Regions from separate parts of the Mus musculus genome. Here region 2 is linked to region 1. A link is a loop called in an ENCODE intact Hi-C map of the cell type or tissue named here. Cell type or tissue: heart. All regions are shown on one strand. Each heading gives the region's core, and the rest is flanking DNA. Links, peaks and the distances in the headings are about the cores only.

Region 1 (14,738 bases), core at 6,739-14,738:
GGACATTAGCTAAGTGAGACTCTGCCTGCTCATGTGAGCTAGTTTTTGCTGTTGGAAGCTGGGGTTTGTTTTAGACTCTTTTGAAATTCTTGTCCTGTCTCATCCAGAGAGGACACAGGACTTCTTATTGAATGGTATGGGTCGGTAGAAGGAAAATGAGAAATGGAGCCAAAGGCCAGGACTCTCAGCTCTACTGCCTACCAGCTGTGTCGTCCGAGCAGGCTAACCTTACTGCCTCCACCATGGCATGGGTGTTGTTGGTTATGCAAAACCAAACTCTGGAAGGATGTCTGGGGCAGGGAAACTGAGGAGCACTGGTCAGGGAGGCTTCATTTTCACTGTACATTTGACTAGATTGTTTTACCATGTGTATGCTGTAATAATCTAAATGTAAATTTCGAGGCAGGGTTTCAGGTAGCACAGGCTGGCTTTGAACACAGTGTGCAGGCAAGGATGACCTAGAACCTTTCATCCTCCTGCCTTCATCTCCCAAGTGTTGGGATAAGCTCGTGCCACCATGTCGACTTTGTGCAATGTCTGGGAATTGAACCCAGAATTTTGTGTATGCTGGGTGAGCACTGTACCAATTAGACTATATCCCAGCACATTTAAATTTGATTTATTTGTATGAATATTACCCATATAAGTAGTAATGACATTGAGTTACAAGAATTCTGAAAGACTAAACACACATAAAGTCAATGAAAAAGCATTAGACAGACTCAGAGTCACTGGGATTTAGTTTTATAGATGCGGGAGGAAAGACCCTCAAAGAACCCTTGTTTTATAAAGAGCCTTGAGGCCCAGATTTGGCAAATATCCATTAAATCTCCATATCTAAAGATATTATACAACAATTATTTAAAGATGCCTGGCTTTTCATAGGATAGTCATATCTCAGGAACGGGCCGAGTAACACATAGATCTCTCCAGTAACTCCCGGGAGAGGCACGGAGTCCCTGAGAGGAGAACAGGTGTGCTTCCTTTAACTTCACACAGCTCCAAGGGATCCAGACACGAGCCTCCAGCGAGTCTCCCAGGCTTTCTGTAAACCACACTAACTGGGAGCGCCAATGTGCCGGCCTAGAATATCAGAGCAGAATCATCAAAGGAGTGGGAATAAGTGAGCTTCCTCCTTTGCCCTTGGTTACCCTGGCCTCTCCCATCTTCTCCCAGCACCCTGCCCCTGGTGGAATGCAGCCCACGTGCACCTCCTACAGGAATTCTAGAGGGTCTCTCTCCTTCCCCTGCGAGAGGGGAGGAGAGCTGAGCCTGGCTGAACCATCCTGCCTAAACACATCATTTACCTTCAGACCTTGACATCTGGGTCTTCCAAGTTCGGGAAACTTGTCAGAATCCGGGGTCTCGAAGAGTAGGTGTGAAGTGGAACCACAAGGAACACCCCATTCTCCTCCTGCCGGCTCCCTTAGGAATCCTAATTCAAGGGTATGAAGGGCATGTCAGGGGACGCAGATCCAATCCTGCCTAATACCCGCCTCCTCTAAGAAGCTTACGGGGCATTGTACAAGTTCTGGGCCCCATAACAAACCCGAGGGGGTAGACTTTTCACCAGGGACACAGAATAGACCACCTCCACCAGAGTCAGTGGGGGAACTTCTCAAATTTGCAACTAAGCTATAGGAATTGTAGGCCATTTAGGGCTTCCATGCTTAGACGGGAGGAAAGACATAGACAGAAGCAGAAAGCTCTGAGAAACCAAGAGAAAGTACGTGGGGCTTAAGCGATCAAAAGACATCAGCACCAGGCTCCACTAGCTACCGTGGGAGTCTAACCATAAGTGTAAATGTGGAGACAGTAACACCCGTTCCACCTAGATGTAGGGTGAGTATGAAAATCAAGTTGAAACTGAGGGCCCGGGAGGAAAATATTCAGCAAATGTGAAAGCATTTTGGAATGTGTTTTATTAAGCCAAAAGAAAACCCTTAGGGAATCACGCTGGGACATCACAAGATACTGAAGATGCTGGCTCCTGAGCCTCTCGAAGCTCTAGCCTTGTTAGCATTTTGTCTAAGCTCCGCCCCACAGTTACCTGGCAACAGCCAGGTATGCCTGACTCACTATAAAAGGAGCTGCTTGCCCCCTCTGCTCTCTCTTGCTCTTGCCTCCCTGCTCACGCTCTGTCCCCCTCTCCCCCCTCTCCACCCCACGTGCTCATGGCTGGTCTCTACTTATCTATTCATCTTCTCTCTTCCTTTCCCTCTCCCTTTCCCTTCCCCCTCCCTTTCTCCACCTCTACTACCTTCTTAATCCCCCTCCCCATGCCCTGAATAAACTCTATTCTGTTACTAAACCAATGCCGTGTGGCTGGTCCCTACCAAGGCACCCCCTTCCCTCACACCTGACTACGCCTCCACTAAATATATTCCCTCCTCTCTTTATCTTTTTATAAATACATCACTGATCACTGTGGCAGTTTGGGTCCTGTGCCCTGCAGCTATGTCAAGCACTAGACAGAGTCAGATGAATCTGAGACACTGAGAGAACAGGTGTGTGCCTGCTCCTCTAACTCTGTCTAGTGCTTACAAGCTGCCTGCCCCTCCTTTCCTTGTATCCCACATGTACATGAGTGGCTGCTGCTTTAATCTGACATAGCAGGTAATCTCTCCCAGCCTCGAGTCTGCCCCATGTCATCCCGAGTATCCTAGAAAAAGGACAGGTAATTTGCTTCCTCTGCCAAACCCTGCAGGGGCACCATAGCTGGTGGAAGAGCGAGATAGACCTCTGTCCCGCAGTGACACCCGGTTTTGCTTTTATGCTGTCTCCAGCAGAACCAGGTTCATTTTCTTTTCCTTTCTTCAACATTCTGTCTGGCCCCCAGAGACGGAGAAGGGAACAACACAACTGACAATGCGAGTTCTCTTTATTTCTGTTTTAAAGTGTTATTTACGTAGTGCAGAGCATTCAGAGAAGAAGAAAGATCCCTTTCTCTCGTATCCTTAATAATGTTAACCACCTCTTGCTAGTATCTAACCTACATTTTACTTGATAGAAATGACTCTAGTTCCTTTGTCCTTTCCTCATGAAATTGAAGCACCAGTGGAATGTAGGAGAGTTTGCAGTTCGCCTAGGAATGCAAGCATCGTGTGCAGTAGTCCTGAGAGCCCGGACTGACTTCTCTGAGCAGAGATATAAGTAAGTAGCACTCTGGTCTGTAGGAGGAGGGAGATATTGACACTACCGGGTTGACAGGGTTGTCCTGAGAATTAAGCAATTTCTATGTGAGGCGTGTTAACGGTGCCTGGCACTGCAGTTGTGTTGCTTTGCTGATAGGGGCCATACGCTACCAGCTGCTGGGACTGTAGACAGATGTCAGAGAGGGCAGCAGATTCCCCACACAGACATCATGACAACTCTGTGTATTGTGTACTTGTGAGTCTAATCAATGCCTGCCTCTGACTCTCTTACTGACCCAGGAGCTCTAAGAGGACAGGACCTCGACTGGTTTGTCTTTTGCTAAATCCCCAGAGCTCAGAGCAATGCCTGCCGCTCAACATATTGATTTTGAGGCTGAAAAAAAAAAAAGAAAAAAGTATATCCAGCCAGGTGCATGCCTATGATTCCAGAACTAGGGAGGTGAAGGCAGGCAGATCAGGAGTTTGAAGTCAGCTTTGGTTACACAGTGAATTAAAGGCCAACCTGGGTCACATAGTGATAACCTATCTCAAAAAAAAAAAAGTTATCATAGGATGTGGAAGGCTGAGGTGGGGCTTGGAGGCCTGACCTACACAGAGAGAAGAATGATGCTCAAAGACTTTATGGGCTTTCAGTGGGCAAAGAAAGGGCAGGAGGGAAGGGAAGTTCATCCCCCCTTCTCTACGATACATTTTATCCTCTCCTCTGGAACAGGGTGGCAGGACAGACAAGGGCTCTGACCTCACAACAAACTCACTGCAAGCCAGGGCTCCAAGGCTTGGCAGGATAGCACGGGGGCTTCTCCTTGTCCTTTCCTACCCTCTGGATCTGATGTGGAGGGTTTGTGCACAGGGTTATTTACCTATTGCTGAGCCTACCTCGGGAATTGCTACTGTGATTTGAATGAGAGTGGCCCCCATAGGCGCATGTATTTGAATGCTTGGTCCTCAGTTGGTGGAATTGTTTAGGAAGGATTAGAAGGTGTGGCCTTGTCAGAGGATGTGTGCCACTGAGGAAGGGGGTGGAGCTTAAAGGTTTAAAAAGCCAATAACATTTCTAGTCCCCTCCCCACCCCCCTGCCTCTTGCATATGGATCTATGCTCTCAGCTACTGCTCCAGCACCATGCCTGCCTGCTTTCCTGCTGCTACGGTCCCTGCCATGATTGTCATGGACTCTAACCAACCCTCTGGAACTGTAAGCCCCCAATAAGCTCTTTTATAAGTCATGGTGTCTTTGCAGCAATAGAAAAGTAAGACAAATTCCAACTGCATAATCAATTAATTTCCCTGTGGAGAGTGGATACAATTCATCAAGAACTACAATTCAGATGCCTTCAGACCTGGGCAAGAAGAATTCCTTCTACCAGCTGTAGCAGGTATTAGTGGAGATTCCCAGGAATGTGGCTGCCCAGAGAATGAATGGCACACTGAGAGATGCCCCAGTGCCAACCACTCAGAGGTATTAAGAAACTTTTACATGGGGCCCTGTGTAACTGCTAATAAAGTAGTGAGTCTGACCAAGAATGAGTCTCCTAGAGTCTTATATCCTCGGGCTCCTCGCTCATAGGACCAGGAAGGCAAGAGTCCCCTCGGGATTGCTCCACACTACAGTAAGAGGAGCTATGGAAATGTACACACATCAGTCAGGCACTGTAACTGCACAGCCTCCAGCCTGTGGCTTTTTAGTTTTATGTTATTGTGTGTAAGGATTTTAAATGGGGATGGAGAAATGGCTCACCGGTTTAGCGTGAGCACTACTTTCACAGATACCTGAGTTCGTTTGCAAGCAACTATGCTGTAGCTGGTTATCAACTACCTGTAGCCCTAGCTCCATGGGCATCTCCTCTGGCCTTTGTAGCACATACATGTACCCACACCCATAGACATATACACATAATTACACCTACATAAATTTAAATAAGTAAATAAAATGTAAATTTTTTATTATTGCATGTATTAATTTGTGACACAAGAGTGTCACAGTGTATCTGTGGAGGTCAGAGGACAACTTGTGGGAGTCGGCTCTCTCCTTTCACCACAGGGTTCCTAGGATTGGACTCAGGTTTCTGGCCTTAATGACAAGAGCCTTTTTGTTGTTGTTGTTGGGTTTTTTGGTTTTTTTTTTGTTTGTTTGTTTGATTGTTTTTGTTTTGTTTTTGTTTTTTTTTGTTTTTTTTGAGACAGGGTTTCTCTGTATAGCCCTGACTGTCCTGGAACTCACTTTGTAGACCAGGCTGGCCACGAACTCAGAAATCCGCCTGCCTCTGCCTCCCAAGTGCTGGGATTAAAGGCGTGCGCCACCACCGCCCTGCGACAAGAGCCTTTTACCTATCATCTCACTGACCCACAAAAACTAAAGTGTAAAAACACGGTGTGCTGGCTACTTTTATGTCAACTTGACACAAACTAGAATCATGAGGGGGCCCCAACTGAGAAAATGCCTCCGTAAGATCTAGCTGTAGGCAAGCCTGTAGGGCATTTTCTTAATTAGTGATTGATGGGCTTCGGACGTTGCATACACAGGAGGTTGTGAGCTACCTGAGGAGAGTACTGGGAACTGAACCTTAGTCCTCTGGAAGAGCAGCCCGGGCTCTTCTCCCCTGAGCCATCTATCCGGCTCCTTATTTTGCCTTATGTACTTTTAAAGATGCTACTAAGGAGTTGGGCAGTGGTGGTGCATGTTTTTAATCCCAGCGCTTGGGAGGCAGAGGCAGGCAGATTTCTGAGTTCGAGGCCAGCTGGGTCTACAGAGTGAGTTCCAGGACAGCCAGGGCTATACAGAGAAACACTGTCTCGGGGAAGAGAAAAAAAAAAAAAAAAAAGAAAAGAAAAAAGATGCTACTAAGGTTTCACAAGACTGAGTAGCCAGAGTGACTAGGTGAAGAGGAGCCAAGATCATAAGGACCTTTAAGATACTTTTCAAAAAACATAATGTCCTGAAGAAAGAGATTCAGTTCTTTTTCTTACAGAAATGTGGCAATCTCCAATTTTCCTCTGCCCCCACAAAAGGACCCCTTTACTTTCTGCCTGTCTTCTTTCCATATCTAGCGTCACAGGAAACTGGCGGGGCGGGGCTTGTCGGGGCAGGGGCGGGGCTTGTCCGGTGGTGGATAAGGCAAGGTCCTGTTTGCGAAGTAAAGAAGTTCTCTGGAACTGGAAATGTATAAAAGCGTCTCTTTGTTCAGTGAGCCTGTCTGTGGCTTTAGAATAGAGAGCAGCTTTGTCAGTTTCTCAAATGCTCCGAGAAAGACTGAAAGAGGATTGAGAGCAATTAAAGAAAGAGGCCACAGTCTCTTCGTGAAGCACACTGCTGGGGAAAAGAGACACAGAGGCGGAGCCTGGCTTAGAGTCTTCAGAGGCATAGCAATAATTTCCAGGTTTGGGGGCTGGGTGGATGGCTGCGATGTGCTTGTGCACAAACATGAAGACCCAGACTTGGATCCCCATCAGCAATATAAAAATACAATGTGGCAACACAAGTGTGTGACTCCAGAACTGGAGAGATGGGTAAATGTCTTATGGGAGCTCAGTCTTGCCAAGCAGTGAGCTCTAGGCTCAGTGAGTCACACCATCTCAAAAACATTACATGAAGAGAAACTGAGGAAGACATCCCATGTACACTCCACATATGTACATACATCATGCACACCAAGATTTCAATGTTAGATTTCAATGATCCAAAGAAACAAAACATTTAAAAAGTGGAGTGCATGAGATTACTGGATTTTTGAAAGCTAACAGGAGGATAATAAAGGTTTATTGTTAATTATTTTTAATTTGATAGCAGCAGTATAAGTATGATTTTTTTTTTTAACGAAAAAGTTCTTATGTGGGGGGGATTTGGAGGGACGGCTCAGCAGTTACGAGCACTGGCTATTCTTGCAGATGGCAGGTCGTCACCACCTGTAACTCCAGTCCCAGCGGATCTGACACACTCTGCCAGTTTCTGCAGCCTTGTCTCTCCTCTGTAAGATGGAGATGGGATCTCTTGAGCAAACTGCCTGGCTGGTGAACCAAATTGGGAGCTCTGTGCTTGACTGAGAGACTATGCCTCAAAAAGAATAAGGTGGAGAGTGACTGAAGAAGATTCCTGACATCACCCTTGGGCTTCAATTCCACATGCACTCATAAGAACATATATTCATGCATACACAGCACACACACATGTACACATGAAAATGATAAAACAGACACAATTCTTTTTGTTGTTGTTTTTTTTTTTTTTTTTTTTTTTTTTTTTTTTTGCGCTTTGTTTTTTCAAGACACGGTTTCTCTGTATAACCCTGGCTGTCCTGGAATTCACTCTGTAGACCAGGCTGGCCTCGAACTCAGAAATCTACCTGCCTCTACCTCCCAAGTGTTGGGATTAAAGGCTTGCACCACTACTGTTCGGCCAGTCATAATTCTTATATCTAGAGCTATATATCAAAATGTTTCTGGATAAAATGTTAGTTGTCTGGGATCTCCGCCAAAATATTATGCTGGGAAGAAGTAGGCTGTAAATGAAATAAGATTGAAGACTTAACAGTTGACTGGTGATTTGCTCTGCCATTCCTCCATCTTTGTGTGTGTTACTCTGTGGTCTTTTCCTTTTGGGGGGCCTAGGGGAGGGGTCTCACTGTGTATCCCTGGACTCAACATGTAAATTAGGCCATCCTGGAAACCAGAATCTGTGGGTTCTACCTCCCAGGTGCTGGGATTAAAGGTGTGTGCAGCGCCATGCTGGCTTTTTTTTTTTTTTTTTAAGATGGGGTTTCATGTAGACCAGACAGACAGACTGTCTCTGAAGTTAATGAAGTCCATCTGTAGTTGAATTTCTGATCTTCTTGCCTCCACTTCCTGAGTGCTGGGATTGCAGGAGAGTACCACCAAGCCTTATTCATGCAGGGCATGGGACCCCGGACTCTGAGCACACTAAGCAAGCACTCTACCATTGAGCTACATCTCCACCTCCAGAAAATTTCTTGACATTTTTATTTTGTTGTTGTTGGTTTTTTTGTTTTTAAAGAGAAGGTCATATCTCAGATTTCCCTAGATTTCTACTTCGGTGGAAACAGTGTGATGAAGAACTGGTAGGGCAGAAGGGGAGAGGGTGGAACTTGGGCAAGAATTAAGGGTTGTTCAGGAGGCTGGTGAGATGGCTCAGTGGGTAAGAGCATCCGACTGCTCTTCCAAAGGTCCAGAGTTCAAATCCCAACAACCACATGGTGGCTCACAACCATCCGTAATAAGATCTGACTCCCTCTTCTGGTGTGTCTGAAGACAGCTACAGTGTATTTACATATAATAAATAAATAAATAAAAAACAAGAAAACAAGAACCTCTTTTAAAAAAAAAAAGAGTTGGTCAGGGCCAGGCTAGATGCAGCGGGAAGGATGATGAGGGCTAAGGGCCAGCACTGGTGTGTAAGAGCGGGGGAAGAGTGGAAAAGGGAAATGAGCCCATGGCTCCCCCTCTCTTCCTTTCTTTGCACTTTTTCTGTCTTCACTACTTACCCTTCCTGTCTGTAGATGAAACATCTCATCTTGGGGACTTATTCAAAAAGCCATAAAATTCCAGTTCAGCTCACGAGGCACAGGAAAGAAACTACATTTTCAACAAGTGCCTCCCAAAAACTGGGTATCTAGAACTCCCTGTGAACCCCTGAGAGGGGCTCACATTTGTCACTAACCTCCATTTTACAAGCACACTATGGCCAAACCACTCCACCTTTTCAAAGCCTGTGTCACAGCAGTTCACTATTTTAAGTCAGGAAATAAGAGGTGAGATATTACAAAGCGATGTTATTTATTGGTTTCCTTTAAAGTACGTGTGGGAACATGTGGACACGGGATCCTTTGGATGGGAAAGTTAAGGCTTGAAAGCCATCTCCTTTGAATTACTCTGTCTCTTGTCATTGATGTTCTGACTTTATCGTCATTGAACAAACTTCTGATTTGGAGCCAATCATGAGGTCCCCTCTCGATGGTTCTGTCTTTTATCATCAGTTTTAACAAAATGACTTGCTGGGCGTGGTGGCACACGCCTTTAATCCCAGCACTCGGGAGGGAGAGGCAGGCAAATTTCTGAGTTCGAGGCCAGCCTGGTCTACAAAGTGAGTTCCAGGACAGCCAGGACTACACAGAGAAATCCTGTCTCAAAAAACCAAACCAAAAAAGAAAAAAAAAAAAAAAAAGACTTATTCCTTTCTACGTCACCGAAAAGCCAGCTGTTCAGCAGAACGAGGACGACGACAACAAATCTGAACACCTATCAGATCATTAAAAATGAGCAAACTAATTAACTTAAGTTTAGTCTTTAAGGTCATAAACCAGACCATGTATCTAAGCTGGCCTAGAACAGCAATCCATGGCTGAATCATCACCACAATAGAGCAACTAGACAGATAACTCCTCTGTCTGCATAGTCTTGGCCAGATCTCTCCCATTACGGCTAAGTAATCAGGCTATATATTCTTACTTACCTAGAGCCCCATAACTGTTCAAACATAGCAAGGTCTTTTGAAATATTGAAACTAGCCTGGTTGGAGAAAGATGTCCTGCAGCAAACAAAAGCTAAGTCTACAGGCCATGCGGCCTTGATATTGGTTCCCCAGAGTCTAGTGTTGGCTTTCTCTGCCACCTCTAATAGAAAGAGGAAACATTAAAGAACAACAAACACTTTCCCACGGAGCAAGTTGTGGTAAGTCAGTTCTAAGAGTTTCCCTTCCTTATCCCGCTTGCAACCCATAAGCTTAAAGAAAGCCATATGCCTAAGACTTTACAGGGAGCTCTGTGTTCTCACTTGTAATTGCTGTTGTGAAGTATTGGTCTTTGAACCATAACTACCCAGCGTTCTGTTAGCATCCGTTGAGGCCTACTACTAACTGACATTCTCCAGGCCCCTACAGCCCACAGGGTTAGCAAGTCACCTTTTGCCCACCTCACCCTCTCATCCCCGCCCAGGAACTCCCTGAGGCATATGCTATGCTAGGGACACCTGGTGGAGAGAAGCAGGCAGGGACCCTCAAAGCCTTACATGGAATCCTAAAAGCAAAACCTTCAGCACATCTCAGGCACAAAAGCAATAACTGAGTCACGCTTCTGCCGGTCTCAAAGTCAGGGTAGGGAAATAACGTGGTACTAAGATCTCAATGCAACTTAGACTCAGGGCAGCCAGGTGCTTACAGTCTGAGCACTCAGCCGGGGATTACAGTTTTTTAAGAGTAGGAAGAGCATCCTACTGTTCTGTCGGTGTGACTGAGAATTCTGAAGAAGAAAAGCAATGACAGAAATGTTAGACACTGGCCAGGGGTCTACAGGTTAATAAAAAGGCAAAGCAGAGATAAATGGAGGGAGGCACCCAGAATGGGGTAAGACAAAGGGGGAAGGGCCAGAAACCCCCCGCAGGGCTCAGCCTGGGAGGAAATTGGGGCTCCGTGGGCAAGAGACAGAGGAGGAGCACCCCCTAGCGTCCCGGGAGAGCCACAACCCAGCGCCCGTGGGCTGGAAGCCCCGCCCAGCCCACGCTATTCGCTGCCTCCGGGTTCCCTTATGTCGCACGGCCCTTAAGTTCCGGCTATGGCGCGCGGACGGAAGGTTTAAGCGGACGGACAGAGGCTGGAGATGGGCTCCGGGTAAGTCAGGGAATGTGCCTGTTGAGGGCTGTGTTTCGATGGCGGTTGGGGTTACAGGGGAAGGAGTGGAAGGAACAACACAGGGCGGGCGGCGGACCTTCTCTGAGGCCCGCGTAGGGTGGCGGTCTCAGGGGCGCTGGCTCCAGGGCCTGCGACAGGCCTGCCCTCTGTGTGGCCCGGGTCTTGTAAGCAGCAGGATTCCGCGCTTGGGGCCGTGTTTCTTCCTCCCCTGAGAGTCTTCCGTCCCTGGACCCTGAGACTTCCGTCCCCTCTTTCCCCGAGAGTTCCATACAACAAATGTTTTGGGCTCGTTTTAAAGGTAAAGGTCTATTCTTCAGTTGCAGTCTTAAGTGAACTCTGCTGCACTTCAGGCTACCCATTCAGATATTAATCATCTGAGAATTTAGAGGAATTCGTAGGGCAAGCCAGAGCGACAGAAAAGCCGACGTGTATGCACTTAGAAACTGAAGTGGAGCTTTGAGAGATTCCTGAGCGTCAAATTGCTATGAATGGGCTAATGATCCCCTTCAGAGTAGAACTATAAATGTAATTGATGGCTTTTAGAGCAGTCATGTGGCGAGGATGTATCATCAGGAGTAGACTGTCCAGGAGAAAGAAAACCCTTGGTTATCTGAAACATTGTAAAATGGTACCAATTGGAAAGGCTGAGGGCGGTGTGGGGAAATTTGATCAGAGTCAGCCCAAGTGAGAAATACATCGTGTTATCTACTAATGAGAGATCTTTTATTTTTCAGTTTTGTGGCTAAGCCCAGACTGCTTGAGTGAAACAGCCTTCAGGGACGTTCCATTCTTTCGTTTATCCCAGTGCTTACAACCCAAAAACAAAATTGGATTGCCACAAGTCGGCCACGGCTGAGGAAGTGCACTCGGGCCCTGACACAAATGCATCAGTCAGGAGAAAGAGCCAGCTTCTCAGGTGTCTTCAGAGAAGGCCAGACTGACAGCTGCGGTCACCCATTGCAGTGCTAGCAGCAATTTCATGGACTGGAAGTGCTTGTTGGTACTTGATCCAGAAAACTGTTTCTCAATCTCTTAAGAGGTGAGGGCGTGATCATCAGCTTTAAAAACCATAAAGGCTTCCGTGCATAAATGTGACCCACAAGAGCTGGATAAACTGCACCTGAGCAGAAGTGCAGGACTCCCTGGTGGCTCTGCTTAAATAAGAAAGTGTATTTTTGTGTACAGAGTTAAAATTTACAATGTATTTTCCTAATGAATTAATGTATGTTGTATTAGGGGTAGTTCATTGGTTATGTTGAGATTTTGATGAGCACCTGCTGTGTGCCAGATGTAAACCTGAGTAGACATTAGGAAGCAAAGTCTTTTTAAAATTTTATTATTTTTTTATTTTTTTTTTGGTTTTTCGGGACAGGGTTTCTCTGTGTAGCCCTGACTGTCCTGGAACTCACCCTGTAGACCAGGCTGGCCTCGATCTCAGAAATCCGCCTGCCTCTGCCTCCCGAGTGCTGGGATTAAAAGTGTGCGCCACCACTGCCCAATATGAAGCAAACTCTTATTGTGATCCTTGCCCTTAGTGACCTCATTTAATACAGTTCTGAACTCACTTTTCCTAGGCAGCATGGACCTAGGAAAATGCTAGTATGTAGCAAAACAGGGCAGTAATGCTTGGGGGTGGGGGGTGTCGGGGGTGGTGAGGTCATGTCATCTCCCAGAAGAGTGAATATGTTTAACACATTGTTTAATGAGACAGAGAGAGGGATACATATTTAATTTTTCCTTAGGGGCTGGAGTGGTTCCGTGGTTAAGAGCACTTCTGGAGACCCTGAGTTGAGTTCCCAGCACCCACATTAGGCAGCTCACAACCACCTGTCCAACTCTAGGGACTCTAACACCCTCTTCTGGCCTCTGAGGGCACCTGCTCATGTATGGCAGGCGCTCACACAGATACATACACTGAATAAAAAATGAAATTTTCTTTTAATTTTCTTTCCTACTGTCTAACATTTTGGACTGGTAAAGAGAGTCTGAAAAGTAAAACTTTTTTCTCTGGGTTAACTTCATTGGTATTTGATACATGAGCTGTTACAATATGTGAGATGTATCTATGGCCAATATGTGGTTAAAAAAAAGGCTTTTCCTGTTTGATCTGCTCTTACATATAACATTGTTGCCATGAACTAGTATGTGCTGAGTTCCCAACAACCTACTTACAAAGGAATTGCAGACTGTCACACAGTTACAGTTGGACATGTACTGAAGGGCAGTGCCTGTTGTTAAATTAGAGAACACTACATTTTGAATCTGTTGCATCTACCCTAATTCTAGATGATGTATGCAATGTGATTTTTTTTTTCCTATTTTGGTCCTTTGAGACAGGGTTTCATATAGCTCAGACTGGCCTCAAACACCTTACATAGCTAGGAATGACCTTGGGCTGACTCTCCACCTTGCTAGGGCAGAGATTATAGGCATGCACCTCTGTTTTTTGAGACAGAGTCTTACTATATAGCCTTGGCTATCTTAGCGCTCACTATGAAATCCAAACTGGCCTTGAATTCACAAATCTGTGTCTTGGGTACTTGGATTAAAGGCATATGCTACCTTGCCTGGCCTACAATGTGATTTATATGAATTCGCATGCAGCCTGTACACACATACACATACGCATATTGTGAAGTGCTTTTTTTTTTTTTTACTCATTCTTTATATATAATCTGTGTCCTTTATTTATAGCTCTATAAAATGTTATTGACTCTGCAGATGAATAGAGGACCAACAGTCTCAACCCACATGAGCAGATCTGAGTATCTGGGAACTTTATTCTTGAGAAAAGAAGATATGTTTTCTCCATACTGAATCTTATTTCATTTTAAATATGAAACAATATTCATCAAGACACTGGCAAAAAAGTTAGCAGTTGTCAGGTAGTACATACCATATACTGGCTAGGTTGTTCTTCAGTAAATTGTTAAGGAGTTGAAGTAGGAGTTGTGTAAAGTGGAAGCTCCATAGTCAAAGAATTTAATGAATTGAATGTAATGTTCTTGGTTTATGCTGGTTAGTGGGTGTGTCTAGGAGAGGCCCTCATGGTCAACTAGGCTTTGTGTTTTCCTTCTCCTGTAATTCTGTGGTGCTCACCACCACATAGTTCTGGGAAAGTGGTTTAAACTGTGGTTGAGAAAAAAGAAATTGGGGCTGGAGAGATGGCTCAGTGGTTAAGAGCACTGACTGCTCTTCCAGAGGTCCTGAGTTCAAATCCCAGCAACCACATGGTGGCTCACAACATCTGTAATGGGATCTGATGCCCTCTTCTGGTGTGTCTGAAGACAGCTACAGTGTACTCTTATACATAAGGAAAAAACCCTTCCTTCCCAGGATATGTAAACTCTTATTTCTCTTCCACAGCATTTCTCTGGTTGTAGCTGGCTGTGTGCTGAGAGGGAGTGCTAGAATTGTCCATCATGCCCACTGTGGTGGTAATGGATGTGTCCCTGTCCATGACCCGACCTGTGTCTGTCGAGGGCTCTGAGGAATACCAGCGGAAGCACCTGGCTGCCCATGGCCTGACGATGCTATTTGAACACATGGCCACAAATTACAAGCTTGAATTCACAGCGCTGGTGGTGTTTTCGTCACTGTGGGAGCTGATGGTCCCCTTTACGAGAGACTACAACACCCTGCAGGTACGCATAGGAATAAGCTATTGTGGATATTGAAGGAGCTCAAATGGACTGGGAGAAAAACAGTGTTATGATTGCTAAAATCAGTACAATTTTAGAACTTGGAATTGTTTCAAAGAGCGTAGGTATACAATCTATAACAAAACAAGATTCACAAGGTCTTGGCTTTCTTCTGGCAGAGCCATGAGATAAGGATGTTGCTGTATTTTCCTCTCTTGGTCTTCTGCAATCTGAATGCTAAAATCCAGCATCTTTATGTTTAAACTCCACTCCTTTCTGGTTTTTTCAGGACAGGGTCTCTCTGTGTA
Region 2 (15,032 bases), core at 3,041-11,040, 230 kb after region 1:
GCCCACCTCCCCTTCCCCTTCCTACCCCTCATGGCTGTCCCTGCTCCTCCCTACATGACCCCTGTGACTCTGCATGCTTCTCTGAATCCATTCAGCTCCAGCAGAGTTTGTTCAGCATCCCCAGTCCATCTCCAGGCCTGCTGGGACCACAGCCATGTTCACCTGCCAAGCGCAGGGGGAGCCACCGCCTCATGTCACATGGTTGAAGAATGGACAAGTGCTGGGGGCAGGAGGCCATGTCAGGCTCAAGAACAATAACAGGTGTGTGTGTTGGGATGCTTCCTGGGAAGAGACAGTGGTCAAAAATAAGTAACCCAAATATACTGTGTATCTCTAGCTAGAGTCTGGGGAACTGGGACTTAAGTCTTCAGCCCACCACCCTTGTGCAAATGAGTCTTGCTCTGACAAGGAGGAACTTGACCTCTCTGTCTCTGCAGTGGGAAGTGTGCCCGACCTCTGAGGCTCTCTCCCCCTTCCCCTGCAGCACACTGAGCATTTCTGGAGTCGGACCTGAAGATGAGGCCATCTACCAATGTGTGGCTGAGAACATTGCTGGCTCGTCGCAAGCCAGCGCCAGGCTGACCGTGCTGTGGGCTGAGGGGTTGCCAGGCCCCCCACGCAATGTCCGAGCTGTCTCTGTGTCCTCCACTGAAGTTCGAGTGTCCTGGAGTGAGCCTCTGGCCCACACCAAAGAGATCATTGGCTATGTCTTGCACATCAGGAAGGCTGCCGGTGGGTAGTGACCCTCAGAAGAGCTCTGTCATCCACTCTCACCGTAGCTAACCCTCCGTACCACACATAACATCCTGGCCTAACACCTTCCTTTCCTTCAGCACCCTGCTCCCTGACCTCAGTTCACCGAAGCAACCAAGACTCCTTCCTATCCCTTAACGCTCCCTACCCTTCATCTCCCAGACTCACCCAAGCTAGAGTACCAGGAAGCTGTCAGCAAGAGCACCTTTCAGCACCTGGTGAGAGACCTTGAGCCCTCCACTGCCTACAGCTTCTACATCAAAGCCTACACACCACGAGGGGCCAGTTTAGCCTCTGTCCCCACCCTGGCCAGCACCCTGGGTGAAGGTGAGGAGTGTGGGCGTCTTAGGGTTTCCGCCATGACCAAGGCAACTCTTGTAAGGACAACGGTTAATTGGGGCTGGCTTACAGGTTCAGAGATTCAGTCCATTATCACCAAGGCGGGAGCATAGCAGCATCCAGGCAAGCTTGGTGCAGGAGGAGCTGAAAGTTCTATACTTCATCTGAAGGCTGCTAGGAGAAGACTGGCTTCCAGACAGCTAGGATGAGGGTCCTATAGCCCCTAGCCACAGAGACACACCTACTCCAACAGGGCCACACCTTCCAACAGTGCCACTCCCTGGGCCAAGCATAAGCAAACCATCACAGTGGGATACAAAATTATAGACGCTCAGGCTATCAGAGCAGAACCATCATGTGTAACTAACTGTGCAGGTTGTATACTGAACAAGATGCCTGGTCCTCAGGCTGCGTGGGGACTGGCTGTGCTGGGAGGGAAGGACAGCCTTTTCTGATTCATTGAGAGATGCTGTCTGAGCAGAGACCAGAGGGCTGTCAGGATCGTGGGTTCTGGGTCACAGATGGAAAGCTAGAGCTCTCACTGACTTGTTCACATCTTGGCTCTCCAGCCCCTGTCCCACCCCCATTATCTGTGCGGTTGCTGGGCAGCTCCTCTCTACAACTGCTATGGAAGCCCTGGCCACGGCTGGCCCAACACAATGGAGGCTTCAAGCTGTTTTACCGCCCAGTCAGTGCAACCTCCTTCACTGGCCCCATCTTGCTCCCTGGGACTGTCTCCTCTTACAACCTCAGCCAGCTTGGTGAGACCTGCAGGGTGAGGGGCTGGGCAGGGTATGGTACTGGGGGCCAGGGGACAAAGGTGCCTGGCAGGGAGGGGATGTTGCTCAGTAGCCCTGCCTCCTGCAGACCCCAGCACCGTGTACGAGGTGAAGCTCCTGGCCTACAACCAGCATGGAGATGGAAACGCCACGGTCCGATTTGTGTCTCTGAAGGGAGCCTCTGAGAGGACAGGTGAGGGCTAAGGCTAGGACCTGTGCTGCAGCCTGGCCTGCAGGGAGGAGGATGTGTAGTAAGCAGACTAGGAGAGAGGACAGTATCTGTAGCCTCAGGCATACAGCTCAGATGGACGCATAAAGTTTAACATTGCAGCTTGAAGTTGTTTAGTTTCTCTGGACCCTGTTTTTTGTTGTTGTTTTGTTTTGTTTTGTTTTTTATTTTCCCCTGTTATGAAACAAGGTTAAGGATACCTACTTTATAAAACTATGGCCAGGATGAAATGATCCATAAAACGAAAACAAGGTGTAGCTGGTCCTGGCTGGAACTAACTCAGTTAATAGAGTGCTTGCCTCCTAAGTACAAAGCCCTGGCTTCCACACCCAGTGTCACAGAAACCAGGCATAGCATCTCTAATCACATCACTTAGGAGGAAGGAGCTGGAGGATCAGAAGTTCAAGGTCATCCTCAGCTACATAGCAAGTTTGAGGCCAGCCTGGGCTACATGAGACCCTATCTCAAAATAAACAACACTAGTCCTGCTAGGTGGCACAGAGCTGCTGCCATAGCAAGTACCAGAAAGGACCAGAAGACTGAGGTAGGGTCAGTCCCAAAGCAGAGGGAGAGAGCTAGGGAGTCTTGCTTCAGGCCAGGCAAGCCGTGCCCCAACCTGCCCTCCCCTCTAGCCCTGACTCCCCCATGTGACTGCCGGAAGGAAGATGTCACCAACCATACGTCCACTACAGGCATTGTTATCGGCATCCACATCGGAGTCACCTGCATCATCTTCTGCGTCCTCTTTCTTCTGTTTGGCCAGAGGGGCAGGTGAGTTGCGAGTCTGGGGAGGAGCGGCTGCAGGGGAAGGTGGCAGAGCCAGCACCTCAGTCCTTCCTCGGTCTGTCTCTAACCCCGATGGTGCTCCCCTAACATTTGGCTCACCTCTTAGGGTCCTCCTGTGTAAGGATGTGGAAAACCAGCTCTCCCCTCCCCAGGGTCCCCGGAGCCAGAGGGACCCTGGTATCCTGGCCCTGAATGGACTGAGCCGAGGAGAAGGGGGCCAGCTGAGCCGAGATGAAAAGCCGGTGGACGCCAAGGAGTTGGAACAGCTGTTTCCCACAGCTGGGTCAGCTGCACAGCCAGGCTCCACACCCACGGTGAGTGCCCAGGCCTCCAGCCCCTCTCCCTCAGTCTCTGACCCCTCAGTGCTGCCCCTCCCTACATAGTGGCCGCAGGGCACAATCTCCAACTCCTGCCTGAGCTGCTCCTTGGGTCCTGATCAGACTGGGAGGCCTAGGGATAGCCAAGCACATGTGGCCAGCAGGCAAGCCACTTGCTTCTGCACTTGGCAGGTGACAGCTATGAATGTGGTTCTACACAAAATTGTAAATTTACTTAAAGCAGGATGTGCCCACGTTTGGTGGTATACACCTGCAATCCTAGCATTCAGGAGGTAAAGGCATGAAAATCAGAATTTCAGGATTATCCTCAGCTACAGAGAGGGCAAGCCTAAGCTACCTGATACCCTCTTTTAAAAAAGAAAAGAAAAAAGTTATGAAGCTGGGCGTGGTGGCGCATGCCTTTAATCCCAGCACTTGGGAAGCAGAGGCAGGTGGATTTCTGAGTTCGAGGCCAGCGTGGTCTACAAAGTGAGTTCCAGGACAGCCAGGGCTACACAGAGAAACCCTGTCTCGAAAAACCAAAAAAAAAAAGAAAAAAGTTATGATTTCCAGCTTGGTGGTCCACACCTTTAATCCCAGCACTCAGGAGCCAGGGGCAGGGGGATCTCTATGAGTTCTAAGCCAACTTGCTTAATATAGCAAGTTCCAGGCCATCCAAAGCTACACAGTGAGACCCTCAAAGGAAAAAGAGAAAGTATTTCTTTTCTGTCACTTCACTGCCTGAATGGTCTCCAGCATGATCTTTTGGATGACGGCATGCTACCGTGCCCAAAGTTTAGGCATGTCTGCTGAACCCTGGGGTGGCATGGAGTCTGGTCCTTGCCTCCAGCTCTGATACTGACTTCCATATCTGACTCTTCCCTCCTCAGGATCCTGCAGCCCCTGCTCCATGTGAGGAGACCCAGCTCTCCATGGTTCAGCTTCAAGGCTTCAACCTTGTGGCAGGGAGGACAACAGAGGCCACGTCCCCCTGTGCAGGGCCTGGGCCTGTCCCAGCACCCCAGGATATAGGCCCTGTCCCCCTCAGTGAAGGACAGACCCAGCCTCCAGCAGTCGCAGCACCCCAGTGAGCTCACTGTGTTCCCGAGGGGCGGTACCCCATTCTCAGGTCAAAGGCGAGGTTTTTCCTGTTCTGTGGGATTTGGCGCTCGCCAGTGAAGGACAGGGTTCTCAAACCACAGGAACCAGTGGGTCCTACAAGCAAGGCATCTCCCTGCTCGAGCCAATGTCCCCTCACCAATGCCTGCTGCCCATAGGACTTAGGAAACAAACGTTTTCCTTTAAAAAAAAATCAAAATTTAAAAGTCAAAAAAGGAAGATGAAAGAAGAGAGAGAGAGAGAAGAAGTGAATTATACTCCAAAAATATGTCCCTGCTGTGGCCCGGCCCCTGACGCTGTCACCCTGCTCGGACCTTGTTTTCTCAGGATGGATTTTGAGCTGTTGTGACTCTCAGCACCTACCTCAGCCGGAATGAATGTCCTTGGGGGTAGTGGGGCAGTAGCCTCCGCCTCTACCCCACAGAGCCCGAAAGCACTCCTACCTCAAGCCCCTTAATGGGGGCCCCTCCCACCTATATTGCTGCCCAGAGTAACAGAAAAAGGAGAAAAAAAGAAAAAAAAGAAAAAAAACCAGAAAATTAAAAAAAAAAAACCTAACCCCCAAAAGAACCACTGTCCCAACTCCAAGTGTGAAAGAAACTGTCTACCTCAGGGCTCACGGCCCTCAGTGTGGGCCTGTGCTGTCACTGGACCCTCCCCCAGCCTCCTTCATCCCTGGCCTAGCCTACCTCTCCCCCACAGAGGAGGCTGTAGCTAGGTGACCATGGGGGCTTACAGAAATAGAGATGAAACTGGTCAGAAAGAAAATGTGAAACAAGCCAAAAACAAGAGGAAAGCTGTTCCTTAAAGTATAAATCATCCCAAACTAGTCGCATCCCTGCCTGCCACCTGAACTCCGGCTCCTGTGTCTGTCCGCCCTTGTTCTGACCTTCTCAGACAACCCACTGGCCACCTGCATCCCTATCGTCCTCCCTGCCTGGGTTTAGGGAAGGTGGGACATAACCTGTCTCCTGTTCTCCCAGACACAGGGCCCAGTCTCTGGAATGTATTGCATTGTGTGGAGGTGGGTGCTCTCCCATAGAGGCACACCAGCTTTCTGGGACCCAGGTAACCTGACCTGCCCAGTCAGCAGGGGTGGCCAAGAGTTATTTTTTTATGAGGTGTGTTTACGTTTTATTTCTCTTTTCTGTTGTATTGTTCTTTGAACTACTTAGGTTAAAAAGTAAGAAACAGAAAGGAAAAAAAAAACCACAAATACCTATTTTTGGTTACACTCAGAAACATTTTTTTAAATAGCAGAAGAAAAACTTTTTTTAAAGAAAAAAAAAAAAGGTTAAGTGTATTCTTTAAAAAATGAGGTTAGAACATAAAGTCCCTGACCCCAAATCCTCTAGGGATTCCCACCCTGAACTCTAGAGAATTAGCTAAAAGGTAGAATTTGTGGCGTTTCATTAGAAACCCAGACTCTTGTCCAAGTGGACTTGGGAAGGGCAGTCTGTCCCTTCTCTCAAATGGTAGGTGGATTCTAGGGCTCTTCCCACTCTGAGCCAGTGTCCTCTGTCCCCAAGTTGCTTCTCTGTGGCATCCCATTTTTCTTTGGTCAGAGAGGCTAGGGGAGAGGGGGCTGGCAGCCTCTTTGGCCTGACTTGGTTGGGTTTGTCACAGTGGATTCATTTTAACTGAATAAAAGTACTGTTGCCAAAGTGAACAGTGAGGTTTTTTTTTTTTTTTTTTTTTTTTTTTTTTGCTACAGTGTCAGTTTCTGGGCGGATGTCAGAGGGGTGGGGGTAGGGGAAGGACCCTCACAGGGCCTGAGATACTAACAGCCAAACTGTCCAAATTGTGTGAGGCACCCACAAGTGGACACAATGTGGGCAGGTCACATGTCCACACAAGGTTTTGTGAAGTAGCTGTGCTGGTGACCATCATTTTCATTATTAAATACATAATTCAAGGAAGGGGAGGAGGCAGGTCATAGCTCATTTGGCAGAATACTTGCCTAGCATGCACAAAACACTGCACTCCATCCCCAGCACTGCATAAACTGGGCTTTTTTTTTTTTTTTTTTTTTTTTTTGGTTTTTTTGAGACAGAGTTTCTCTATGTAGCTCTGGCTGTCCTGGAACTCACTCTGTAGACCACGCTAGCCTCGAACTCAGCAATCTGTCTGCCTCTGCCTCCCAAGTGCTGGGATTAAAGGCGTGTGCCACCACTGCCTGGCTTACAATCTTTCTTAAAGCAAGTCAGGAAGGCTGCTCATACTTAAGGAATTGGGACAAGAGTCAAGGGATATGTGGGCATATTTTAAAAACAACCATGGAGTCATATTCCTCTGTAATCCTTGTGCTAGTGTCTTAGTCAGGGTTTCTATTCCTGCATAAACATCATGACCAAGAAACAAGTTAGGGAGGAAAGGGTTTATTTGGCTTATACTTCCATATTGCTGTTCATCACCAAGGAAGTCAGGACTGGAACTCAAGCAGGTCAGAAAGCAGGAGCTGATGCAGAGGCCATGGAGGGATGTTCTTTACTGGCTTGCCTCCCCTGGCTTGCTCAGCCTGCTCTCTTATAGAACCCAAGACTACCAGCCCAGAGATGGTCCCACCCACAAGGGTCCTTTCCCCCTTGATCACTAATTGAGAAAATGCCTTAGAGTTGGATCTCATGGAGGCATTTCCTCAACTGAAGCTCCTTTCTCTGTGATAACCCCAGCTGTGTCAAGTTGACACAAAACTAGCCAGTACAGCTAGGAAGCTGGAGAGAGGCAGATCCTAGGGACTCACTGGCCCACCAGCCTGACCTGGTCCAAAAGATGAGTCTCAGGTTCAGTGAGAACTGAAGGAAAAAAAAGGCAAAACAAACAAACACAGACAAAAAAAATAAATCAGGTAAAACGCAATCAAGACCCCCCCCATCACCACTTCTGACCTACACACATACACAACCACATATGTACACACATAGTTACATACACATGCGCGTGCACACACGTAAGCATGCTGCCTGTATCATCTAGGGGCAGGAAGATCAGTTCTGGGTCATCTTCAACTAAATAGAGAATTTGAGGCCAACCTGGGCTAGAGAACCTGTTAAAAATCAAACAGGAGGTGGCAGGTGAAAAATGGTCTGTCGGGTAAGGAGAATTGCCACCAGACCTGATGACCCTGGGACCCACATGGTGGAAGGAGAGAAGTGACTTATTACCACCCCCCTCCAACCCCGCACTCCCCCCCTACCCACCCACTCCCACTTCTTGGCCCTGGCGTTTCCCTGAGAAGTGACTCTTGCAAGTTGTCCTCTGACCTCCACGGACACACTATGGCATGCACAGTCATATAGATACACATATAAGTAAGCAAACAAGACTTAAGTTGGTGCAGGAGAGCAGCAACTGAGGCAGAAGGCTCTCCTCTGACTTCCCTGGAGCCAGGCCTGGCAGTCTGGTAGCCCTGCACTTAAAAAGCTGGACCGCGACATGAGGACTTTTGCTGCCACCTTGTGGAACCAGTGAACACTACAGTCATTGGGATGGGTGTGTCTTATTAAATACCAGGAGCAGTCAAAATGTGCTTTGCCCCCTGTAAAAGTGGTGCAGAGCATGCCTCTATGAACTCACAATACAAATAACTCACAAGTGGATGCAAGCTAGTAACACTCTGTGAAAAGAGAAGGCAAGGCGTGGGATTGTTAACATTGTAGATTAAGGAAGGTTGTGTGGGGAAATAGAAAAGACAGGGAGAGCATTCAGGACAGAAAGCAAGACAGGAGCCAAGGTTGGAGGTGTGGCAGTGTGGGAGGCTGTCATTCGCTGTGTGGGGTGTGGCACTTAGTTACACAAATGGAAAACTTGTAAATGGAATGACCACTAGACTTCCACAGCATGTGCTCTTTTCAGGGTTGATGGTGCCTGGGATCTGCTCCGGGAAGAAGGGGGTTCAGTGAAGTCCCTCATCCCAGTAACAATGATGACAGCAGTCTTTTTAGTCCATGTGTTCATTTACAGTGGAAGAAGACAATATGTATGTCATGATGCATGTGTGAAGGTCACAGGACTATTTATGGAGTTTGATCTCTTCCACCGTGTGAGTCCCAAGGACTGAACTAAGACCATCATATTTAAAAGCCATTTAAAAGACCATTCTTATCAGATGAAGAAGCCAAGCTCCAGAGAAGTGAGGGGAGGATTCAGGGCCTGACTCCCAGATTCCTTGTGCTAAGCAGGCTGCTGCCTTGACCTGTGCTTCCAGAAGGAAACCTGGAGCATGGGATAGAAAGGAACTGAAATAGAGTGGGTTTTGTTTTGCTTATTATAATTTTTTTGAGGTTATAATATAATTACATCATCTACCCCTTTCTTTCCCCCCTCTAACCTTTCCCCTGCAATTCCCTTGCTCTCTTTCAAAGTCATGGCAATGTTCAATTGTTGGTGTGTGTGTGTGTGTGTGTGTGTGTGTGTGTGTGTGTGTGTCACATTCCTAAATATATAAATACAACCTGCTCATTCTGTATGTTGCTTGTGTGTTGTTTGTTTGTTTGTTTGTTTGTTTCAAGAATGAGGAGATCCTGGCCTACCTGACACGCTTCCTGTCCAAGGACTATGAAGTATATCATAAAATGGGACAGGGAAACTCATTGTCTGAGAACAGGCCAGGGACAATGCTTTATGTCCATAATTCAAGATGTCCTCACTCCTGCATGCCCATAATCCCAACACTTGGGAGGCTGAGGCAGGCGGATTTCTGAGTTTGAGGCTAGCCTGGTCTAAAGAGTGAGTTCCAGGACAGCCAGGGCTACACAGAAAAACCCTGTCTCAAAAAACAAACAAACAAACAAACAAACAAACAAACAAGGTGTCCTCACAAGAGGCAGGGGTGTTTAAGAGGACCAGCTAAGGTTTATAATCCTGGCTCTGTCACTGTCCAGCTGAATGACTGGTGGACACACCCTGATCTCTGTTCTAATTTCCTCCTGCATGGGTAGCAGGAGGAGTGAACTAGTCGGAGTCCATGAAGGCCTCGGGGCTGAGCACACTGTCATTATTATTAACGAGGAAAGAGACTAATGCTCTATTCCCATCACCAAGCTCAGCTATCTAAGACAACAAGGCCTTGACTTCTCCCGGGCACGCTTTGCATTAAGACCTCTGGGACTTTTTGCAGGCTGTGCCTTCAGTCTGTGCCGATCAGCACCATGGTCTTGGGAGCTCTTTTCCCATCCTCTCCAGCTAGAACCCCTTCTGTGCCTTTCACTGCACCTTGTTTAACTCTCTCATACTGAACCTCTCCTCTGAAATGCACAATGGGCTCATCTTCAACTGCTCCGGAAAGTTAGGGTTCAGTTTCCCAAAGGCAGAGAGGGCCTTTGTCACTTTATGATCTGACTGAAGCAGCAGTTGATGGATGCCCAGTGAAAATTGCGGAATGAGAGAAAGGAAAAATAAAAGGAGAAGAAAAAAAAAATGCAGAAGATGAACAAGAGATGAAGTCAAGCGTGCCCGAGGCTGGGCATATCAGCACACACCTTTAGTCTCAGCGTTTGGGGGAATGGGCAGGCAGCTCTCTGTGAGTTCAAGGCCAGCAACATTTAAGTCTCAGGCCAGCAAGGACTGCACAGTGAGATCCTGTCTCTCAAAACAAAACAAAAGATAAACCTGGGCTGAAATGGTGGTGTACCCCCCAACCCCTGTAGTGTCAGCCCTGGGCTACATAGCAAAAATACATTCCCAATAATAACAGTAGTAGTAATAATAATAATAATAGGGCTGGAGAGATGGCTCGGTGAGCGAGAGTGCTTACTGTACAATCATAGGAACCAGAGTACAGACCCCAGTACCCAAGTAACAAGCCTGTATCCCACATACCTGCAGACACACATGTACATCCACATCCACTGCGACATGGACACACATAAACATTTAATAGTAAAAATAAACAAACAAGCTTGCTTCCGCTACTAAAGGTGCGGCACTGGTAGAAAGACACTTAGGGTGTGTGAAGCCTTGGGTTCCAGCCCCAGCTACTGTCTAACTTCTTAAGGGAAATGAAAAAAAAAAAAAAAAAAAAAAAGCCCAGGGGGACATTTGCAGTTTAACATCCCCACCCCCAACCTCAGCTCCCTTTCACTCCTCCAGAGCATGAAAACAGACTTTGAGAATCCCAGTGCAGCTCCAGGCCTGACCTTTGCCCCTCTGACTATTTCTTCAACCAGTGGCGATCATAACCAGACATTAAGAGCTGCTTTGTGAAGAGATCAAATAAGGAGCCAACTAGGAAATTCCTGGCACCTGGTGCAATGTAGGCGCTTGATAAACACTTTTTGTGCAGATAGTGATGGTTTGGTGAGTCCTAGGATTCCAGTTGGAATATAGCTCAGGGAGAAAGGGCTTGCCTAGTGTGCAGGAGGCCCTGGGCTCAACCCCCAGCAGCAGGGGGTGAAACAGAAAAAGATATTGCAGACGTGTGACAAAGGACTCTACCCTAGTAGCGCTCTCCAGAGTTGACTGTTCTTGAATCCAACCCAGCAGTCACACAAAGGTCACAATGCATTCTCCTGGCCTCCCCCTCTTCCTGTTAAGACACAATAAAGGACTCTGACTGCCTGATTAGAGGAAGCGGATATACAATTAATTTCAATGTTAGGCCTAAAGCCCTCCTCCTACCTTTCAAGAAGAATTGCATACCTATTCCAATTTACACACTGAACAAACATAGGATTTTCCAGCGGGTTCTGCAGTCTTTGAAGTGACCAGACCAGACCATTGATTTATTTCCAACTAACCTCTTTCTTTGAACCCAAAAGGGTCAAGGTTAATTATATAATAAAACACACTGTGCCCAGCTGCCCTTCTGAGGGCACAGAGAGTCCCCACTCCCTTTCTGAGCCAGAAGAGGTGGATCGGGTTTCTGATTCCTTCCCCCCTCAATTCATTTCCTTCATCAGAGCCCATTAAGAAGAAGAAGGGCGGGGGCGGGAATGACCTCTCATTTCCTCCCCGAGAGATAAATTTTAATTTGCTGAAAACAACAAAGGGATGTGAGCCATGTGTTTACACCCCTTCAGCTGGAAAACCTTGCTGGGCACCCCTGTCCAGGAGCTGGCAAAGAGTTGGGTGGGGTAGCCAAGGTTTACAGACTCCTGAGCCTGGAGTCTTTATCTCCTATGAAGTGGAATAATGTCCCCCAGAGGGACCCTGCTGGTGCTGTGTTACCACAACCAAGACTCCACTAAGGCTGACACGATGGTGAACTAACCAGCCACATGCACACCCAGTCCTCAGTGGCCATTGAGATGGGCATCATGGCATGACCGTTGGTTGATGGTCCCCCCCACCCCCACCCCTGTGCCTCACTTGCCAGCCAGCCCAGCCTACATGGTGAGTTCCAGACCAGTGAGAGACTCGTCTCTAGATAAACAAGCAGACAAACAAATAAATGGTGAATAAACAAATAAAATAAATGTCGGGCACAGTGGTAAACACCATTAATTCCAGCAGCCTGGAGGCAGAGGCAGGTAGATCTCTGTGAGTTCAAAGCTAATTTACATAGCAAATTGAACCTTGCTGGTGGCTGGAGGAGACTTTGAGGTAGTGGTGGTGGTGGGGTGTTGGAGGGGTGATCTGATCTAAATGCATTGTGTATATCTATGAAATTCTCAAAGAATCTATTTTAAAAGTAAATAATTTTAAAAAAAAATTAAGGCTGGTGAGGTGGCCCGGAGTGTAAAAGCACCACCTGCATTCAACCCCTTAGAACCCACAGTGCACTTCGGGACAAGCGCACTCTCACGCATACAAGTAATAAGGATTCTTTGGTTTTTCGAGACAGGGTTTCTCTGAATAGCCCTGGCTGTCCTGGAACTCACTTTGTAGACCAGGATGACCTCGAACTCAGAAATCCGCCTGCCTCTGCCTCCCGAGTGCTGGAATTAAAGGCGTGCGCCACCACGCCTAGCTTAAAATGCTACATTTTATATCTGCCAAGTTCTTAAAATGCCCACGACTGGGGAAGGGTTACTAGAAAGTGAGGGCTTTAGGAGGCGGAGCCTAGAGAAAGGAAGTTGCATCTCAGGGGCGTGTCTCTGAGAAAACTTCCGGTCTCTGCAGGCTGGCCTACTTAGGGTTTCGGTACAGCGCATTCCTGCTATCCTGAGTTCTCTCTCCTGTCTGAGTTCATGCAGTGACCCAATGACCTTAGACCCCTGAGCCAGAAGCCCTCTCACCATCACTGCCCAGAAAGTTGAAAAAGAATGAGGCTCTTTTTCTTCCCATCGTTTAAAAGCAAAAACATTTCAGAAGGAGGCCAGCCTTGGAACGCCTGGCAACACGATCCGAGAGAGGCATGCCCGGGCTCTGAGGGAGAGAGACAAACGACAGACATGCAGCTAACTGGATGGAAAGTTGGATTTGATTCTCTCTTAGGTGTGCAGCCCAGAGAGGAGTCCCAAGCTTTCCCATGTAACTGATGTGGGGATGAAGTATGGGTGGTTGGGACCACTCAAGGACCAGCATCCCTCCTAAAGCCCCAAATCTGGAGATTTCCCACCGCAAAGCACCTGATCTAAATGAAAATGGCACCTCTGGAGACCCACTAAACCCGGAAGTTGCCTGCATCTGAGGACGGTCCTACCGTGGCCAAGGCGTCAGCCCCTGGGGACAGAGGCCCAGCATCTGAGGAAGGGATGTAGATTCCAGAAGATGGCCGCAGATTGTCCACTCCCCCCCCCCCCAAGTCAACCAAGGTCACCCTGCCGCGGATATACTGTGCTGTCTGTCGCCTCCTTGGCTTCCTTGGGGAATTGGGCCAGGCACAAGAAGTCCAGACACGTGGGGCCATCAACAGTGTCTTGGAGGAAGAATACGGAGACCCTTCTGGACAAGGGGAAGAACTTGAAGACTAGTGACTGAGCCATGCTCACGTTTGCTAGTAGCTGGCTCCAACATACCCTCTTGGATATGCCCTCGTGGACTGGAATCCTGGCAGGGGTGGGGGGCACAGCGGAGTAAAGAACGTCTTTCATGGCAAAAGAATATTTCCTTCTTAAAAGGACTAAAGGCTGTCCTGTGAATACTCTGGAAGCTGAGGCAGGAGGATGGATCCAGGTCAGACTTAATACATATTACAACCTTTTCACACACACACAAAGAGAAAGAGAGAGAGAGAGAGAGAGAGAGAGAGAGAGAGAGAGAGAGAGCGCTAGCTGACTGCTTTACCATTAGGAGACAGAGAGAGAGAGAGAGAGAGAGAGAGAGAGAGAGAGAGCGCTAGCTGACTGCTTTACCATTAGGAAGCCACCAGTAAAGAAAACACAATTATTCCCAGTCTATAGGTGAGAACACTGAGGCCTCTCAAGGTTATGAGACTAGGCAGCAGGCTGTGGCACTTGTTAACAGGTCCTCAGTTTTGTCCAGTGGGCTCCCTCTGTGCTTATTCTAGCAATGGATATGAGGAGGTTTTAGATGAAGTATGTCTCTATGGGCCATCTTTGAAAAGCAGGACCTGATGGATTCATTACTGTTAGCTAATTATAATCCTTTATATCCTGTGTCTTTAGTCATCCCCATGGTGTCTTCATTAGTGATCCCTGGTCCAAAGTGCAATCAAAACTCTCCCTTCAGCTGGTACGAGGTCTGCCATCTCGGAGAGTGGTCCTGGTGTGGATGTGCCTTCCCACTGACTAGGGTCAGGGGTTTGGGACATAAAGAGCTCAGAAGCCTGCTACATCCTCTTTGATGTGTCACATGTGGACAACCCTAGTGGCAGCTTGTCTTATTTTAAGTTAGAGACCCAGGATCACCAGCCAAAGGCTTATTTTCTCTTTCTGGAGGCTTCACCAACCTGAAGGGATGAAGAGATGGGCAGGAATTAGCTCCTTCCAATGGGAATTAACCACAGGGAAACAGTCTTTGGGACTCTGACACAATGGGTGAGCTCAGGACCCATTCCATTCCGATCTGAGATGTGTGTGTTTCCGGTCCTTTCTGGAACATTCTGTGTTTGCCTCCCTCAAGGCCTGACACCCACACCTCTGCCCTAACAAGGCCTTCATGACTCTTGGGCAGACTGCTCCCACCACCCTCCACAAAGCGCTTGCCTGCTAGCATGCATGAGACTGCCGTTAAGCTGAAGTCAAGCATGCCCAGCAGTTCCACTCCTAGGTATGTATGTGAACATACATGTGAATGTAAGTGACTGCATGGATGTGAGTGTGTGCATAAGCGCACGTGTGTGTAAGTGCCTGCATGTTATTTACAGAAATGTTATGCAGGTGTGTTTACATGGCTCTGTGACAGCTTGCATATGAGGATGCATGTGTGAGTGTTTGCATGGAAGTGCACTGTGTGAGCCTGCTTATGAATGTTGTGTGGGCGCGTGCCAGCATCTGCCGCCCGTCAGGCTTGGATTGACCTTGCAGTATGGTTCTGTCTCTGCTATTTTCGTCACCACAGGAAGCCTGTCTGAGTCAGGCCCCACAGGATGGACAGCCTTGTAGTCACTAAAGGCCAGGGCGGTTCTTACAGACCGAGTGCACTTTGGTTCTGCCACTCTCTGATCTCTACTTCCTGGAGCTCAGCACTTAACTTCATGAAATGTCAGAGCCTAGGGCACAGCGGGTGGGAGTGTCAGACTATCTGATTCACCTGACAAATAGGGGAGACCAGGCCCTAGTCAGGTTCCTGCTGTTTAAACACTCAGGACTGCAGAGACTGCACAATATTTAGCTCCCAGCTAGCTGAGAACAGCATCTCCCCAAA

What was found. A loop is a pair of places that touch in the nucleus more often than their neighbours do. Peaks named below come from ENCODE experiments on the same cell type or tissue, not always from the same donor. Only the 100,000 strongest peaks of a DNase experiment are listed, where the experiment ranks them.
Region 2: it touches region 1 in a loop (19-fold over the local background); 1 of 42 quality-filtered maps calls a loop at or near these places.

Annotation. Positions count from the first base shown.
Region 1 is chr9:64,950,171-64,964,908 of GRCm38, forward strand. Ints14 (integrator complex subunit 14) reads left to right here and starts at 10,662. Exons shown (of 13, transcript NM_001077631.2): 1 at 10,662-10,768; 2 at 11,524-11,828; 3 at 14,156-14,433. The coding sequence starts at 14,212. It overlaps Slc24a1 (solute carrier family 24 (sodium/potassium/calcium exchanger), member 1), which reads right to left and starts at 1,450. Exons shown (of 10, transcript NM_144813.2): 1 at 1,308-1,450. In heart, for the core only: CTCF peaks have their summits at 10,400 and 10,612; a DNase peak (open chromatin) is centred at 10,721; H3K4me3 peaks cover 2,023 bases; H3K27ac peaks cover 1,657 bases.
Region 2 is chr9:65,181,041-65,196,072 of GRCm38, forward strand. Igdcc3 (immunoglobulin superfamily, DCC subclass, member 3) reads left to right here. Exons shown (of 14, transcript NM_001357257.1): 7 at 96-261; 8 at 485-732; 9 at 916-1,080; 10 at 1,662-1,853; 11 at 1,960-2,064; 12 at 2,733-2,871; 13 at 2,993-3,200; 14 at 4,094-5,991. The coding sequence ends at 4,294. It overlaps Gm40527 (a long non-coding RNA gene), which reads left to right and starts at 12,192. Exons shown (of 3, transcript XR_870869.2): 1 at 12,192-14,435. In heart, for the core only: a CTCF peak has its summit at 7,786 (motif pointing left); DNase peaks (open chromatin) are centred at 7,751 and 10,801; H3K27ac peaks cover 412 bases.